2 separate regions of the Homo sapiens genome follow, and region 2 is linked to region 1. Evidence: read pairs that join two places in POLR2A ChIA-PET (ENCODE). Cell type or tissue: HCT116. All regions are shown on one strand. Links, peaks and the distances in the headings refer to the core of each region. The heading gives the core; the rest is flanking DNA. Region 1 overlaps NAT16 (N-acetyltransferase 16 (putative)). Region 2 overlaps COL26A1 (collagen type XXVI alpha 1 chain).

What was found. ChIA-PET counts read pairs that join two places held together with the same protein. Peaks named below come from ENCODE experiments on the same cell type or tissue, not always from the same donor. Only the 100,000 strongest peaks of a DNase experiment are listed, where the experiment ranks them.
Region 2: POLR2A ChIA-PET joins it to region 1 with 5 read pairs; 3 of 35 experiments call an interaction of 5 or more read pairs at or near these places.

What each region holds. Positions count from the first base shown.
Region 1 is chr7:101,171,366-101,175,744 of GRCh38, reverse strand. NAT16 (N-acetyltransferase 16 (putative)) reads left to right here. Exons shown (of 4, transcript NM_198571.3): 2 at 934-1,249; 3 at 2,225-2,449; 4 at 3,094-4,379. The coding sequence starts at 938. The coding sequence ends at 3,666. Among named protein-coding and RNA genes, the nearest start is that of NAT16, 6.7 kb to the left of the region's middle. RefSeq lists enhancers at 1,491-1,550, 1,194-1,699, 2,350-2,963, 2,964-3,577, 3,578-4,192 and a silencer at 1,999-2,211. In HCT116, for the core only: no CTCF peak of the experiment used is centred there; DNase peaks (open chromatin) are centred at 1,644 and 2,116; H3K4me3 peaks cover 1,797 bases; H3K27ac peaks cover 1,885 bases.
Region 2 is chr7:101,442,994-101,447,372 of GRCh38, reverse strand. The region is part of intron 2 of COL26A1 (collagen type XXVI alpha 1 chain); the gene reads right to left. Among named protein-coding and RNA genes, the nearest start is that of COL26A1, 82 kb to the right of the region's middle. In HCT116, for the core only: no CTCF peak of the experiment used is centred there; no DNase peak of the experiment used is centred there.

The sequences.
Region 1 (4,379 bases), core at 87-4,086:
TATTGCCCAGGCTGTTCTTAAACTCCATGACTCAACCAGTCCACCTGCCTTGGCCTCCCAAAGTGCTGGGAGTACAGGCATGAGTTTCCGTGTCCAGCCTTCTTCTTCTTTTTTTTTTTTAAAACTACCCCCAAGTGCCTTTTTTCTTTTGCCTGGGTCCCTGGATCTGGGGCTGGTCTATGGGGATCTCACAGGGTTCTAAGTTTCTGACTGTTAGGGAGCATCCCATAAGAGTGGGGTGGGTAGAGCTGAGATTTCTGAAAGCTGGTGGGAAGAGGGAGGGAGCTGGGAGACCTCCACTCCCAGGGTCTGTGTGGACAGCAGAAAAGAAAGGGTGTGGGCCAGGTAGAGTGGCTCACACCTGTAATCCCAGCACTTTGGGAGTCCAAGGTAGGAGGATCTCGAACCCAGGAGTTCGAGACCAGCCTGGGCAAAGTAGTGAGATCCCTATCTGTATTAAAAAAAAAATAAGAAGAAGAAATGAAGAAAGGGGCCAATGTGGTGGCTCACACCTGTAATCCCAGCACTTTGGGAAGCTGAGGTAGGAGGATCGCCTGAAGTCAGGAATTCAAGATCAGCCTGGACAACATGGTGAAGCTCCGTCTCTACTAAAAATACAAAAATTAGCCAGGCATGGTGGCACGTACCTGTAGTCCCAGCAACTCAGGAGGTGAAGGCAGGAGAATAGTTTGAAGCGGGGAGGCAGAGGTTGCAGCGAGCCGAGATCGCGCCACTGCACTCCAGCCTGGGCGGCAGAACGAGACTCCGTCTCAAAAAATAAATAAATAAATAAGTAAATAAGTAAATAAATAAAAGAAAAGAAAAAGAAAGGCTATTTGTGTAGGAAGGGGCATTAGGACCGTTTGTGTGCAGGGGCCCAGATGTGGAAACAAAGGGGCTGATCCAGGTGCTGAATTCTCTTTTTTTCTGCAGGGTCATGAAGCTGGAAGCCAGCTGTGGCACAGCCACCTCAGAGGTCCCTAAGCCGGAAAAGAAGACTGCCCGAGATGCAGAGCCAAGCTCTGAAACCCGGCCACAGGAGGTGGAGGCCGAGCCCAGGTCGGGATCGGGGCCTGAGGCTGAGGCCGAGCCATTGGACTTCGTGGTGGCCACGGAACGGGAGTTTGAGGAAGTGCTGGCCATCTCGGGGGGCATCTACGGCGGCCTGGACTACCTTCCTAGCCGCTACCACAGCTGGCTCCGGGACCCCGACCGCACGGTGGTGCTGGCCAAGCGCAACGGAGGCGTGGTGAGCCCGGGGGCACGGCCCAGGTGACATGGGGTGAAGCCACCTGCGGGTGCGTGGATCTTAGGAAGAGGAGGATGAGAGCTTCTCCCCAGCCTTCCTCTGGAGGCTGCGGAAATAGAGCCTGCTTTGGGACCAAAGTGCAGGGCGTGCAGTGCGGATCCAGGGGCTATGTCAGTGAGGGTGGGGTGGAGGACTCCTAAAGCAGAGGAACCAGAGGGACAGGTGAGCGTTTGAAAGTTCGAGGATCCACCGGAGGAATTTCTGGGGGTAAAAGCAAAGGAGGTGGGGAGCAGGAGAGAGAGGGTAGGCTAGGGGTGGGAGCAGGAAGAGCTTAGATTTGGGCTGGGGGAGGAGCTAAGAGGAAGTGGGGCGTGGCAAACTCCCGGGGGAGGAGCCAAGGAAGGGGCGTGGTGAGCGGTCCGGAACTTGACACACTCGGAGCTGGAGCATCTCAAGAGGTGGAAGGGGCCGGGCGCGTCGGCTAACTCCTGTAACCCCAGCTCTTTGGGAGGCCGAGGCAGGAGGATCACTTGAGGCTAGGAGTTCCAGACCAGCCTGGGCAACATGCGAGACCCCTGTCTCCAAAAAATAAAAATAAATAAAAAGCCGAGAGTAGGGGTGCGTGCCTGTTGTCCCAGCTACTAGGAAGTCTTGGGGGTGTAGGGGATCGCTTGAGCCCAGGAGTTTGAGGCTGCAGTGAGCTGTGATAGCACCACTGCGCTCCAGCCTGGGTGAGGAGACCCTGTCCTAAATTTAAAATAAATAAAAATAAAAAGGTGGACGAAGCCCCGGCGAATGACTGTTCTGCCGGCTCTGTAATCTGAGGCCCAAGTGCCGTGCTACCCCAGGCCTGGCCTGGTGCCCGGGTGGTGACGCGGAGTGCTCAGCGTGTGGGAAGAGGAGAGCCCAGTGAACCGACAGCCCTGGCAGGGGCGCAGGCGGGGAGGGCCCCGCGCTAACGGCCTCGGTCCGCAGATCGCGCTGGAGTCGGTGAACGTGATCGACGCCGGGGAGACGGTGCTGGTGGAGGGGCTGCGCGTGGCGCCCTGGGAGCGCGGGAAGGGCGTGGCCGGGCTGCTGCAGCGCTTCTGCTCGCAGCTGGTCAAGAGACAGCACCCGGGGGTCAAGGTGGCACGGCTCACCCGGGACGACCAGCTGGGCCCCCGGGAGCTGAAGAAATACCGCCTAATCACCAAGCAGGTGAGAAGGACAGGGAGCTCGGATGGCTGGGCCTCTCTGCTGGGGCATATGGGGAGACCCTCCCCACCCCCAGCAGAACACGGGCTTGCTCTCTCTCTGGGCTTTACCGAGTGGCGCGGCCCATGAGCCTTGCCCTGGGACTCCCAGTCCTTACCAGACCCTTTGACCCAGGGGAAGTCAAACTCCCGACTCCCAGCCTGAAACCCTAGTCCTTACTTCCCAACTTCGGGGACCCTGCCTCCCCTAGGATCCTGCCTCTGTTCAGGGCCCCAAGCCATCTCCTCTGAGCCTTTGTCCTCCCTCTGCTCCTCCCAATCCTACTGACTGATCGGCCTCCCTGGCTTTCACGTCCCTGGAGACCCGGGGACCCGTACCCTCAGTTCCCTGGCTACTCCATACTGATCCCACCTCTTCTTGGGGATCCACGTACTGGGAGCCCGTGCCCCTGGTCCCTGTCTGGTACCCTTGAAACCCAGGCTTTCCCATACCCCACTCGGCCCGGAGCCCTCACGGTCGCTCCTCCAGAGGGACCCAGGTGGGAGCCCGTGGGCGTGAACGTGGGAGTGAAGATGCCTGCCGAGAGGCGCCGGGCTCGCCAGCCCTGCTGCGCCCCCCCTCCCCGCGCTCACTCGTGCCCCCCGCAGGGCATCCTTTTGGTCCGATTCAACGCGTCCGCGCTGCTGGCCGGGCTGGGCGCGCGGCTGGCGGCGCTGCGGACCTCTGGCACCTTCTCGCCGCTGCCCACCGAGGCCGTGTCCGAGGCAGGCGGCGACGTGGCACGCCTCCTGCTGTCACCCTCCGTGCAGCGCGACGTGCTTCCAGGCGGGACCATCATCCAGGACTGGCAGCCCTACCGGCCTAGCGAAAGCAACCTGCGCCTGCTGGCGGCCAAGGGCCTGGAGTGGCGCGTGGACAGCCGCGCGCGCCCGCGCGTGCTCACGCTGTGCACGCGCCCCTTCCCCATCCCGCACGGAGGGGACGGCACTTGGCGCTATCTCAACATCGACGCCTTCGGTAGCGACGGCGCGCAGGTGCAGAGCCAGCTGCTGTGGCACCTGCAGCGCCAGGCCCCGCGCCTCGTTGGCCTCAACGTCATGTGCCAGCTCTTCCTGGAGCCCCAGCTGTGGTCACAGCTGGCTGACTTCTGCCAGGTCGGGCTGGGACTGGAGCTGGTGAAGGGTTATACTGAACAGTACCTGCTGGAGGCCGACATCTGAGGCCTCTCCTCTGGCGGGGAGGGGGAAAAAGACCCGCCCCCTTCCGCAGTTTCCCCAGCCAGCCTCTTTCCTGCCATTTCCGACGCTGCGTCTCCTGGGAAGTCCCCTCTGACTCCTGCCCTCCTGCCCTTACCGGCGCAGGTCCCCCCACTCTGTCCCTTTTGCCCTTACTATCTTGCCTCTAGCTCCCCCAAACACCATTGCCCACTCCCTGACCTGAACTTGCGGACTATTAGGTGGGGGCTGGGGGTGGGGGCCTTGAGCTGCTGTTATCCACCCTCTGTTTTTCCAAAGAACTGGTCCCCGCACAGGCTTCAGAGTCCTTCCTTCCCTCTCCATCACCTCACCCGGGGCGTGAACTCCCCCTTTCCTGGCTTCTCCCTTCTGCCCCCTCGTGGGTGGAAGAACTCAGGAGTGTGTGGGATGCCCAGCCTCGTTCCCGAGCGCAGCCGCCCAATCCGCGTTTCTTTTCTTCCTTCTGCCCTTTCTAAAGCCCTAAAAACTGGTCCTGCATTGCCCTCCACACCCCAATCCCCTCCCCCTGCTCAAGCTTCTGGTGCCAGAGATCAGTGCCCTCTCCCCACTTCTCTCTAGCCCCTCATCCTCATCCTCGCTGGATCTCTACGACGCTTAACACCGCAGTGCCCATTTTTCTGTCCCTGTTTTCCTTCCCATCACCAGCCCAGTGTGCAATCCAGAGAGAGAGAGAGTGA
Region 2 (4,379 bases), core at 276-4,275, 270 kb before region 1:
ACTCTGAAACAAAATTGATAATATCTCTTTCCCAAAAAGACCCCCTTCTTACCTGGGTACCAGTCTGCCTTTGTAGGACTAATAAATTAGCTACAGGATTAGAAATTATGGTTTACGGGGTCATGCAGCCTATGGCTGCAAGAGTCTGAACCTCCCCAAATTGCTCCTGGAGATAACATCGCCATTATAAAACCTAAGATCAGTGCTTGAGATATTTCGCAGACCCTGTCCTCGATGGATCAGCTGATACCACCCAGACCTGTAATCTGGCTTGAGCAGTGCTATGATCCCATCCAGAAACAGAAGACAGCAAGAAAACCTCACTTCGACCCCCTACGATTCCATCTCCAACCTGACCAGTCACCACTCCCCAACTTCCGAGCCTCTACCCACCAAATTGTCTTTAAAAACTCCATCCTGAATGCTCAGGAGACTGATTTGAGTGATAAAAACCTCCAGTCTCCCATACAGCCGGCTCTGTGTAAATTACTCTTTCTCTCTCTCTCTCTTTTTTTTTTTTTTAGTTGAGACAGAGTCTCACTCTGTTGCCCAGGCTGTAGTGCAGTGGCGCGATCTGGGCTCACTGCAACCTCTGCCTCCCAGGTTCAAGCGATTCTCCTGCCTCAGCCTCCGGAGTAGCTGAGATTATAGGTGTGTGCCACCAGGCCCAGCTAATTTTTGTATTTTTGGTAGAGACAGGGTTTCACCATGTTTGTGAGGCTGCTCTCGAACTCCTGGCCTCAAGTGATCCACCCACCTCAGCCTTCCAAAGTGCTGCGATTACAGGAGCAAGCCATGGCACCCGGCCATCTTTCTCTATTGCAATTCCCCTGTCTTGATAAATCAGCTGTGTCTAAGCAGCAGGCAAGGTGAACCCCTTGGGCAGTGACAGCTGTGTGACCCTGCACAAGTCGCCATCCCTCTCTGTATCAGCTGTGATCTAAACGTGGATGGAACTGGAGGCTGTTATCTTACATGAACCACCCAGGCACAGAAAGACAAATACCATATGTTCTCTAAGAGGGAGGTAAACAATGTGTACACAATGGAGACATGGAAAGGGATGGGTAGGTAATGAATGCAATGTATGTGATAGGGTTTGGATATTTGTCCAAACTCCAGATCTCAGGTTGAAATGTAATTCCCAGCATTAGGTGAAGCCTGGTAGGAGGTGATTAGATCAGGGGACAGACCTCTCATGAATGGTCTAGCACCATCCCCTTGGTGATAAGTGGGTTCTGGCTCTCAGTTCACGTGACATCTGGTTATTTAAAATGGTGTGGCGCCTCCCCCATCACTGTCTTTTTTTTTTTTTTTTTTTTTTTTGAGACGGAGTCTTGCTCTGTCATCAGGCTGGAATTCAGTGGCGCGATCTCGGCTCACTGCAACCTCCGCCTCCCAGATTCAAGCGATTCTCCTGCCTCAGCCTCCCAAGTAGCTGGGATTACAGGCACATGCCACCACTCTCAGCTAATTTTTGTACTTTTAGTAGAGACAGGGTTTCACCTTGTTGGCCAGGATGCTCTTGATCTCCTGACCTCGTGATCCGCCCACCTCGGCCTCCCAAAGCGCTGCGATTACAGACATGGGCCACCGCGCCTGGTGCCCCCTCACTCTCTTTTTTTTTTTTTTTTTTTTTTTGAGACGGAGTCTCGCTCTGTCGCCCAGGCTGGAGTGCAGTGGCGGGATCTCGGCTCACTGCAAGCTCCGCCTCCCGGGTTCACGCCATTCTCCTGCCTCAGCCTCCCAAGCAGCTGGGACTACAGGCGCCCGCCACCACGCCCGGCCAATTTTTTTGTATTTTTAGCAGAGACGGGGTTTCACCGTTTTAGCCGGGATGGTCTCGATCTCCTGACCTCGTGATCCGCCCGCCTCGGCCTCCCAAAGTGCTGGGATTACAGGCGTGAGCCACCGCGCCCGGCCCCCTCACTCTCTTAATCCCAATTTGCCTTCAGCCGTGAATGAAAGTTTCCAGAGACCTCCCCAGAAGCCAAGGAGATGCCGGCACCATGCTTGTAAACCTGCAGAACTGTGAGCCAAATTAAACTTTTCTTTATAAATTACCCAGTCTCCGGTATTTCTTTATAGCAACACAAGAACAGTCTAATACAGTACATTATGTGGGTGATGGATTTCCTAAGAGCCCTGACTTCACCACTGTGCAATATATCGGTTGCACTTGTAACCCATAAATTTAAACAAACAAAAAATAATAGTAAACATAAAGTACCTGGCCAGGCATGGTGGCTCACGCCTGTAATCCCAGCACTTTGGGAGGCCGAGGTGGGTGAATCATCTGAGGTCAGGAGTTCGAGACCAGCCTGGCCAACATGGTGAAACCCTGTCTCTACTAAAAATACAAAAATTAGCCAGGCATGATGGCAGGCACCTGTAGTCCCAGCTACTCAGGAGGCTGAGGCAGAATAGCTTGAACCTGGGAGGTGGAGGTTGCAGTGAGCCGAGATCATGCCACTGCACTCCAGCCTGTGTGAAAGAGTGAGACTCCATCTCAAAAAAAATAAACAAACAAAATAAAATAAAATAAAAAATAAAGTCCCCTCTAGCTCTGCCATTGTACAACTCTCCAAGTGTGGCCACCTGTGAGGGGAAAGTGTCCTGAACACTGAACACTGACCAAGATGATAAAGAAAGAAAAGGGGCCAGGCACGGTGGCTCACGCGTGTAATTCCAGCACTTTGGGAGGCCGAGGTGGGCGGATCACCTGAGGTCGGGAGTTCAAGACCAGCCTGCCCAACATGGAGAAACCCCATCTCTACTAAAAATACAAAAATTAGCTGGGTGTGGTGGCGCATGCCTGCAATCCCAGCTACTCGGGAGGTTGACGCAGGAGAATCATTTGAACCCAGGAGGCGGAGTTGCGGTGAGTGGAGATCACGCCACTGCACTCCAGACTGGGCAACAAGAGTGAAACTCTGTCTCAAAAAAAAAAAAAAAGAAGAAAGGAAGGAAGGAAAGGAAGGAAGAAAGAAATTAGCAGGACCTGCAAAATTTTCAACTATCATCTACTCTGACCTTTTTCCCAATTATAATTTCTTTTGGTTGATTCACCAACAATAAACCCAAAGTGGGTTTATTGAACACCCACTTTGTGCTATATTGCGGTCATAGATTTATAAAACTGTGTCATCATCCTGAGAAGAGCGAGACACTTCAATGAAGAAAACTTGGCATACACGGCCAGGAGTAGGGGTTACACCTGTAGTCCTAGCACTTTGGGAGGCCGAGGCAGGAGGATTGCTTGAAGTCAGAAGTTCGAGACCAGCCTGGGCAATATACCAAGATGCTGTCTCTACAAAAAATAAAAATAAAAAAATTAGCCCGGCATAGTTGTGCACACCTGTAGTCCCAGCTACTTGGGAGGCTGAGGTGGGAGGGTCACTGGAGCCCAGGAGTTTTGAGGCTACAGTGAGCATGATCGAACCACTGCACTTAGCCTGGGCAACAGAGCAAGACCCTGTCTCTGAAAAAAAAAAAAAAAAGAAAAGAAAAAGGAAAAGAAAAAACTTGGAATACAGTAGTGGGACTCTTGCAGGAATTAAAAAAAAAAATTCTTGCAAAATGCTGTGAATCCCATCGTAAAGTTTCACACTCCCACAGTTTCGAAATTTTTCTTACACATAAGTTGGATGCTTTTTTGTCACACTCCAAGAATCGCGAATATAAAATGCATGACCAAATTTCATAAGGGAGACACATTCAGCTTTTATTATTCACTTTACGTGCATTGTCATAACTGCTGCTTGATCAAGTTTGCACAATGTCCCCCTGAAGACAAAACTACATAACTTCACAAAATTTAAATCTGCTGACATCGAGCAACTTAATCGGTGAATGAAACAATCATGAATTAATTGGTAGCAGCAGGCGCGACGTTTGGAGACGCACTGTTGACAGGAAAACACACGAGTGGAGAACTGGATTTCAGAAGTACAGCTCTGAATCTGAAAAATCCTGTTACGCTCATTTCTTTTTTAAAAAAGCAAAAACCTGCACTCGTGTTTCATAAACATTCCAGCAAACCAGTTTCCCCCTGGAGATCTGGGGGTAGCGTGGTTGTGTGCAGCTGGGACAGGAGGTAGGAGATGACCAGGAGAGGTGCCCACAGCTGTGAGCTGGAGAGCAAAGCCCCCAGCTTTTGGGAGCAACTGGGCAATCCAGTGCAGGATGGGGGGTTGGAAAGAGGTGGCAGAGCCTTAGTTCCAAGGTCACCCCTCCTTACAGCAAGTGACTCTGGTATGCGATGATGAGTACAAATACACGATTTTCACAATAAACACACACTCACATACATGCACACACATTCACATACCCATGTGAGGACACACGTGCCCTCACACACTCTCACACCTTCACACGCT